Regions from separate parts of the Homo sapiens genome. Here region 2 is linked to region 1. The links are chromatin loops, found by intact Hi-C in ENCODE. Cell type or tissue: PC-9. All regions are shown on one strand. Links, peaks and the distances in the headings refer to the core of each region. The heading gives the core; the rest is flanking DNA.

The links. Hi-C counts contacts between places; a loop is a spot of excess contacts. Peaks named below come from ENCODE experiments on the same cell type or tissue, not always from the same donor. Only the 100,000 strongest peaks of a DNase experiment are listed, where the experiment ranks them.
Region 2: a loop joins it to region 1, with 3 times the contacts of the local background. A loop is called at or near these places in 3 of 110 quality-filtered maps.

What each region holds. Positions count from the first base shown.
Region 1 is chr7:137,506,525-137,510,929 of GRCh38, forward strand. The region is part of intron 21 of DGKI (diacylglycerol kinase iota); the gene reads right to left. Among named protein-coding and RNA genes, the nearest start is that of PTN, 160 kb to the left of the region's middle. In PC-9, for the core only: no CTCF peak of the experiment used is centred there; a DNase peak (open chromatin) is centred at 2,427.
Region 2 is chr7:137,577,607-137,582,011 of GRCh38, forward strand. It overlaps DGKI (diacylglycerol kinase iota), which reads right to left. Exons shown (of 33, transcript NM_001321708.2): 15 at 4,244-4,322; 16 at 664-719. Among named protein-coding and RNA genes, the nearest start is that of PTN, 240 kb to the left of the region's middle. In PC-9, for the core only: no CTCF peak of the experiment used is centred there; a DNase peak (open chromatin) is centred at 2,455; H3K27ac peaks cover 988 bases.

The sequences.
Region 1 (4,405 bases), core at 257-4,256:
ATGTCATTACACATTTGTGAAAGCCCATAGAATTATATGGCAAAAGAGTGAATCCTAACGTACACTATGGGATTCAGGCAATAATAACGTATCAGTATTGGCTCATCAATAGTAACAAATGAACCACATTAATGCAAAATGTTAATAAAGGGGAGAACTGTGTGTGGATAGGTTGCGGTAGGGGAGGGTTGAGAGGATATATGGAATTCTCTGTACTTTCTACTTACTTTTTCTGTAAACTTAAAACTGCTCTGAAAAATAGTCTTAGTTAAAAAGAAACAGAAAAATCAAGAGAAAAAGAAAAGAAAAAGAAACTGTTCTGAGTTTTCTACAGACAGATACTTTGTCTATAGGAAATATAATATGGGAGGATGTAAAGACAAGTGGGATCTTTCTTTTTACCTCATTAGTTCCAAATGTGCCAAGGTTATCATGGAACTACAATTCTTACTTGATGGCTGATAAGAATTAGATAGAATCAGTTTGCAATATGGTATTTCAATCCAGTTTTTCCCTGCTGTGGGTCACAGGTCCATTTTACAACCACCTGGTCATCATTAATTTCCCACTGCTCACCTGGAACCAATGGGGAGCAACGAATGGGCATATTAGCATTCAAAAGGAAACATAACATCCCAAGAACTTTATACCTTGCCATGCCATGTCTGGGACCTGTCAGCAGTTTCACAACTCCTAGTCCTTACGATTAAAAGTAATTATAGAGTTTGGATTCCCTAGCTTGAGCTAAACCAGGTCCTGTCTATAGTCCATTAAAAATGTCATCCACAAGATAAAAGTAAATTATGTAGTTTTCATTGGATTCTATTCAAGGATAAGATTTCTGAGTGCTTTCCAGAAACTAACAGGTTCTCTAGAAATTTGGGTTTCCAAGTACAGATCCAATTCTGCTTTTATCATGATAGTATACTACCTAAGTGGGCAACATAAGGAACATGCAACTCACTTAAAAAAAATCCTCTTAAATGCTTATGGCATTGATAATCTTGAAGAGCAACTCATGGTTTCTATCTTCATTAATTTGGTAAATATATATTGCATATACAAAGAATTATGCCACAATATTTTTCACGTCTATAAGTCATTCACTTAATCATTTTAGCAAACGGGTTTTAAGGACTTTCTGGTGCTGGGGACAACTCTAGTGTCAGCAGTTGGTCACAGAAGGCTGAGTAAGACATGGTACCTGCCCTCAAGGAGTTTACAGAATTGGAGGAGGAGGGGAGTACATGAAAACATCCTACTGATGATATCTTTGTGGCAGGAATTGGATAGACATGTACTCCACGTGTTTAGAATCCAGAAGGGCTACACATTCCCCAAGACCAGACACTCTTCCACGAGGAGCTGTGAAGAAAATAAGGTGGTTTGACAAAAGGAACAAGAGTTTTTGAGACAAAAGGAAATTATCTCAGACCACCCTTAGGCTCTAAGGAACCACAGCATGAAAAGAAGAAAAGGAAATGTTCAGGAATTAGGAAGGTAGGTAGGTACAGAGTAGAGTAGGGTGAGGCTAAGACCAGAGGTTTGATTTTTATACTAAGAAGTTGAGACTTTATTCTCAAAAGGATGGGTAGATACTAATAGGTTTCCAACAGAAGGTGAAGGTTCCAGATGTATACTGACCAAAACAGCCTTCATGTTTCCCTTAGCATGATGGAACTTTAGACAGGTTTCTTTTTTTTTTTTTTTTTTTTTTTTTTGAGACGGAGTCTCACTCTGTTGCCCAGGCTGGAGTGCAGTGGCACAATCTTGGCTCACTGCAAGCTCTGCCTTCCCGGTTACTCCTTTCTCCTGCCTCAGCCTCCTGCGTAGCTGGGACTACAGGCACCCACCACCATGTCCAGCTAATTTTTTGTATTTTTAGTAGAGACAGGGTTTCACCGTGTTAGCCAGGATGGTCTTGATCTCCTGACCTCGTGATCTGTCCACCTCGGCCTCCCAAAGTGCTGGGATTACAGGCTTGAGCCACCATGCCCGGCCGACAGGTTTCTTCTTGATTATATGGCTCTGAACACTTGTTTCTTAGAGCATTTACTTTAGCAAACTTTCCATTGTAAATCCTTTCTCTGCCCCTTTGAGATGTATGTAAATCTGCTCCCAGACTCATGCCAAATTTTACAACCCAGGAATGTCTTTCTCCAGGAGCTAGAAGTCATTTTTTGAAATGTAAACATCATGAAAGACAGAGCCCCTCTCTCTCAGGCTCTGTGGGTGGGTAAGAGCCTAAATAATTATTGGTAATAAGAGACAATTAGCAAACACAGATGCCTAGTTACAGAAAAATCAAGAGAAAGGGAAAAGAAAAAGAAACTGTTCTGAGTTTGCTATGGACAGATACTTTGCTGATGAGATCATCCTGACATAGAACAATTATCAGTACCTATTTTGTTACTCATAGCATTCACATTACTCAGGAAGTCAAAAGGATGGTGGAAATAAGGAACTCAAGGAGGAGAGGCAGGGGAGTAGAGAAAAGAAACAAATTCCTAAGGGAGGATGTAAACACAAGTGGAATCTTTCCTTTTATTCTGTTAGTTTCAAATGTGCCAAGGTTATCAAAAAACTACAATTCTTACTTGATGGATGACAATAATCAGATACAATGGGTTGGCAATTGACCAACCTCCCCACAACATCCTCCAGTACTTTTCCACTCGCTCATCTCAGTGCCTAAAAATCTCCCACCTTTTTCTTGGACAAAATGTTAGAAAAATCATTGGGAGTAATACGGAAGACAAATTGATGAAAAATTAGGTGAGTGACTGGAGGATGAGTGAGGAAGCGAATACAGTCAATGAGCTGAGCAATGGTGAGGTCTGGAATAGAGGAGTGGCAGAAAGACAAGAAGGGAAGGGCATATGAGAGAGATACGAAGTCCAAGGAAGCAACTCCTCTGTGGCCAGTTGGATGGGAAGAGGGAAAAGGAGCAAGAGTGACAGTGAAGTCGTTTTGCATAGCTGTGGGGGTTACAACCTTCTGATACACTTACCTAACACCATGGACTTGTGGCCTGCTGAGCTGGAGAGAGCAAAAAAGAGCAAAGAAGGCGGCAGCAGAGAGACTGTGAAAATAATGTAAAATTAGTGAAAACTGTGATGATGGAGGACAAAGACCACTTGTCAATGCCTCAAAGGCAGTTTGATAACACCTAAAATACAAGAAAATGGTTTCTGAGTTAGAATGTGTTATAGACAGAATTGGGGAAAGAAAATTCTGAAGGCTGGAGAAGAAAGAACAGAAGAAAGAGAATGAAAGGGAACACTACACTCTCCAGGTGCCCATCGAAGCCCAGCCCACAACCCCTCAGGAGTTAGTAACAGATCCTTTTCTTTTTCTCTTTCCAAATCTTTGGCATTCATGACATGATAAATGGAAAAGCAGAAATGAGAAAGAAAATCCCAGGGAGAAAAAAAAAGGAGATGTTAAAGCCTGGTCTTCTGAACAAAGACAAAAGTTGTCAGGTGGAGCATGAGATCCAATCATGGATGCTGTTCGTAATGGCCTTTTTCCTACTTCTGATGACTGCGGTTCACGCATTGACCGTGGTTATCCAGGAGCAAGTATGGGCAGAAGGCCCACATACTTCTCTTCTAATACATAGTAGGAACCAAAGGTCCAGACCAAATAGTGCTATGACATGTCATCCTTGTCCAACTGAATATGTAAGTTTAATGACAATGATGTAAATGCCTACTTTTGATGAAGATAATTCCATTTCAAAGAAGGTTCCTAATGTTGCATGCAATAAAGTACTAGTACAACAAGATGATGTATATAATCTTTTGGCAATTATTCCTGGTGTTAAATGTGATATAAGCTTTTAACTGTGAGGTCCTAGCATGCCCTTGACAATGGAAATGAATATTCGTAAAATTCTTAGACACAGAAAGAACCACTACTGATATTTACTACCAGTGCTCAAGTACTTGGGAGGGAGATAACAAAGGCTTGACTGTGACACTGGAATCTTGGCTACATGGCCAGGCTAGCCAGATACATCTGAAAATCAAGATGAAATATTACATGTCTGAAAGGAAAGATTCACAACCATACCTAAAACTTCAATACTTGAAATGATGATTAGATACACTGGTCCAAATCTCTTTCACAATTTCTACATCATGCTGTCTGTTACACTGCAGGGTGATGGTCAAGGTCACCAACAACTAGATGCTGGGGACACATTCAGTCATGCAGCCTGGAATTTCTGAGTTGATTAGATACATGTGAAGAATTCATGACAGAAAAATTTTCTAAAATCAGCTGAAGGGGCCCCAAGCCTCTTTTGGGAAATAAAATGAATAAACAAATTATACATGGACAGCTTCTATGAGGAGATGTGAAATAGGGCAGTCTCAAACAAAGACATCCCTAGCAGCTGACA
Region 2 (4,405 bases), core at 223-4,222, 71 kb after region 1:
TCTTTCCACTAAGATTTCCTTATTTGCTCTGAGTTTCACAGGGTTTGACTTCCATAAACTACGTATGCAGCTCCCAAACGCCTTTTATTTAAACTCCTCCTATCGATTGGCATAAATTTAAACTGTACTGATATTTTGGATGCCTTTTTTTCATTCTCTATTTACTACTATGAACGTGCCTGAGAAACAAAAGAAGGAAAAAGAAGGCACTCCCTTTAACCTCACGTATGCGTCCATGAAAAACACCCCATATTCTGCCAGTTTCTAATCCAAACGTCAATGTGCGCACCCTGGTGAAAACTACGTTCTTACCTAAAATTCTTCAGACATCCTCAGTCTACACAATTCCTCCATTTCTTACACTGGCTTTGATGTTTGTTTCTCACATCCCTTTTTGAATAGCATCTTCTCTTGTTCAACATGAAGCCTCGGGGCTTGCTTAAAAGCTCAGAGATGAGGAACACCAACTCTCTTTCTGACAGCTAACTTAAGAAATACACCTCACTTTCATTCTTAAGCCCAGCCATGAAACAGTAACCATAGATAGACATATATAAATGAGATGTATATGTGATTATTTCTCATGTAGTTTGCAACTTTATGATACACAGTGAATTGGCAATAAGTAATATGTAGTAATTATGAAATAAAATGTATACCTACCCCTGCATAGAACATTTTATTTCGAAAACGACTGTTGAATTTCTCTGGATTTGCTTCTGTGAAAGAGGAAAAGTAGTTTTGTTATGGAGACCTCACTAAAGGTAGCGACTTAGATTAGCACTCCTACTTCCTCCCCAGCTCCCTCCTATCCTACAGATCCAATAGATCCCATGGTTTGGTTATCATCTTTCCCCCAGTTCCAGGCCAGTTAGTACAGTAGCCCAGTGCTACAGGGACAGTAATCCAGGACTATAAATGTGTAGTTCCAAACCGGCATCACTGACATTAGCTGAGAGCTTGTTAGAATTGCAAATGATTAGGCCCTAGCCAGATCTACTGAATTAGAATGACTTGAGTGTGGAGTCTATACATCTGTGGAGGGGAGCTCTCCAGGTGATTCTCAAGCACATTAAAGATGGAGGCACTCTAGATGCTTTGTAAAAATTGGAGGGTTTCCAGGGATATCGGGCTGAGATAACAGGAAAAGGTGGAAGAAGGTGGAGAAGCGATTATTTACTTTGACTTTCATAGGGCATGACTTCCGTAAGCTATGTATGCAGCTTCCAAATGTAATTAAACATGTTTTTGAGTTTGATTTGTGTTTGGAATAAAGTAGATATAAAATTGGGAATTAATGCCAGTTTAATTATTCCTTCTAAAAGAAATACAATATATGTAGTTATGCTGAGAAGTGTCCATTTGATGGGCTATATTTACATCTGTGCTAAAAATTCTTTCCATAGTTAAATTTTTAAAAATTCTCCTTTAATGAGATTTATATTAATTGCCTATTTTTATGTAGATGTATTGGCATAATTCTCAACTTAAAAGTATTACATTTTCTTGACTAATACCTCATAGATTCTACTATCCAAGCTTATTTTTTTCACAATGGCTTTCATGAGCCTTTGTGTTACCCTTTAGGTATTTTATGGCAAGTGATCCATGAAGCCGCAGACAGTGCCTGTGTTGGAAAACAGTTTAAAGTCTCACTATGAGTTTTCTTGGTTTGAGAACAGCCACTCACTATCTACTGACAAAATAAGTAAGCTTGCCACAATTAAAAATCTGGTCTTGCTTATCCTGTTTTTTCTTCTATAGCTTAGCTTAAGATTTCTTGACTAACTAGTTAAAAATAGGGGGAAAATACAAATGAACAGAAACAGTAAAAAAAAAAAAAAAGAAAGAAAAAAAGGCTATTTGCTTAATTATATATTTCATAGACAAATAATTTTTTAATTTACTATTTAAAAAAAGCAGAATAACAGCTACTGAAAAGTCCATACCTCTGGTCTAAGTGTATCAGCAAAATCTGGTTCCAATATCTTATAGTTATTTAATTTTTTTACCACCTCTATCCCACCTGCATGAATATTTACCTATTATTTCCAATTAACATAAATTCTCCCTTAACAGCCCTTCAGTGGCTGATTTTCCTCAAAGGCTCTGATTTACATGCAGGGGAAATGTTTACAATTCCATTTCATACTGCATCAAAACACAATAAGCCTTAGCAATAAACTATACAAAGATTAATGCTTGACATCTTTAACTAATTGTTTTATAATCACATACATATAAATGTACATGTTCATACACTCAACAATTTGCATATTCCACTCTAAAATAGTCCTACAGCTTAAAATAAAAGAGAAAAATCACTTTCCCCAAAAGAATTTTCTTCTAAGCCTGGTCTTCCCATGTAAGGGTCTCTCCCTGCTCCCTTCTCACTCTGATGCATAGAAACTTCATCATAGTTCAAGGAAGTGAATCATTAGAAAAACTTCCGGATAAGTTAGACTAAATATGAGACTCACTTGAGCTCATTGAGCTCATTGAATGAGCTCATTGTTGGCCACTTATTCATTTAGACCTCTTTTCATGCCTATTTTTGGAAATCCATGTATTTGTGATAATTGTGTTACTTTACAAGTATTATTAAGAAGTTTGGGGTATTTTATTAAGAAGCCCAGGATCTGGATCCTGCTAAAGAATATGAGATAAAAAATGGGGTAAGAAATGAAGAATAAAATCCCCCATGTACTTCCCAAATTAACTCTCCTTAAATATAAGAAGGGTAACAGGTCATAAATGTTGGCCCCAAGGTAAGTCCCTCTGAATACCTAATATCCAAGAACTGTCTAAGGCAGGGAGGCGGAAAGTGGTAGTGTTTCTGACTCAGGATATTTGAGGTTCTGTTATCAATCATGCCTTCTAGCTGTGATTTTTCTGGCCAATCAGAGAGGAATACCAAACTATGGCTTTCTCTTCAAACAGCATCATTCCTGCTTGGCACAGAATTTGACCTTTACAGAGCCTGTCCTCTCAAAACCTTGGGAAACCAGGAAGGTCAAAGTCTGCTAACATTGCTGGATCCAGTAAGAGACTTTAAAGATCTGTTCCTTACTTGTATTTTATACTCTAGTGGTTTTTAATCCTGTAGCATCACTCTTGACTTCTAGTGCATAAGTGCATGATCAGAATTTTCATGTTATTACCAGAATCTGAAAATCTGAATTCTAGCTTTTAGTGCTCTGTTATTTCAAATTCCAAAGTATGCAAAAATTCTAAACACCACTTCCTTTCTTACATAACCTGGAGGGAAAAAAGTAAAGTACTTCTCATTTATGACTTTATCTCACAAGTCTCTTAACAATCTACATCCTAGCATGGTTCTGGTTATATATATTCAGAAGGCACTAGGTACAGATATAGATACAGGCATAGACATGGATATATAGTATAGCTATATTAATAAGAACAGAGTTTAAGAGACAGAATGAGACAGAAAGAGAGAGAGAGAGAGATCAATCGGGACTACAAAACATAAGTCAAACCCATAAACTTTATCAGTTCTAAATGGCATGAGAAAATGTTGATGAAATATTTAATAGCATATCATTATTTCATCTTCTCTTTCAAAAATTCTGTTCCCCTAATCTTGACTCCATCTCTTTTAGTACCTGAAATCACTACATGGTCTCATTCACACCTCTGTATCATCCAGTGGGGATCCCTAGTACCTTCCTAATTAATCCCATCACCATTACATCCTATGCTTTCAACCTAAACTACCTATAGCTCCTCTATTGTTCTAAGATGCCTGTTGTTTCTTTTATACAAACAGAGGGGACATTTTTGTTTTTGCTACCATATTTCAATGGCTGTGGTTGTGTAGTATTGCACTTTAATAGTGTTTTGTGAAGCTAAAGAATATCCTAGTGACTTCAGTAATAGTCTCTATCACTTCTTAGTATTTTACTCACTTCAAATCTTCCAGTAGAACATAAAGATTAACAATCCCAAGACCTGGAACACACATCTAGTCCTGCCCTTTACTGTCTTTAAGACCCTGGACAACTAGGTCTCAGGGTCCCATTTGTCTGAACAACTAGGTCTCAGGGTCCCATTTATAAGAAGTTCCTGTCCTGTCTAGCTCCCAGAGTCATCCTGAAGGTTAAAATGAAACAACACTGAAGCACACTGTAAACGCGTAAGTGATATACAAACAAAAGGGAACATGCAAAACACCTGCTAGAAACTTCCTCCCTGGGAGATGGAAATGGGACGTTGTCCTCACCTCTGGATTCATGGAACTCCAGTGTGACATGGGCATCAAATCCAAGGCTGAAGTAGTTATTGAAAACATTCAGAGGGAGCTGCAATGATAAACAAAGACAGAGGCAAAATTTTGTGTGGCCAGGCAGAAAGAGAAGAATAAAACCTAAAGCTGGACCCCTAT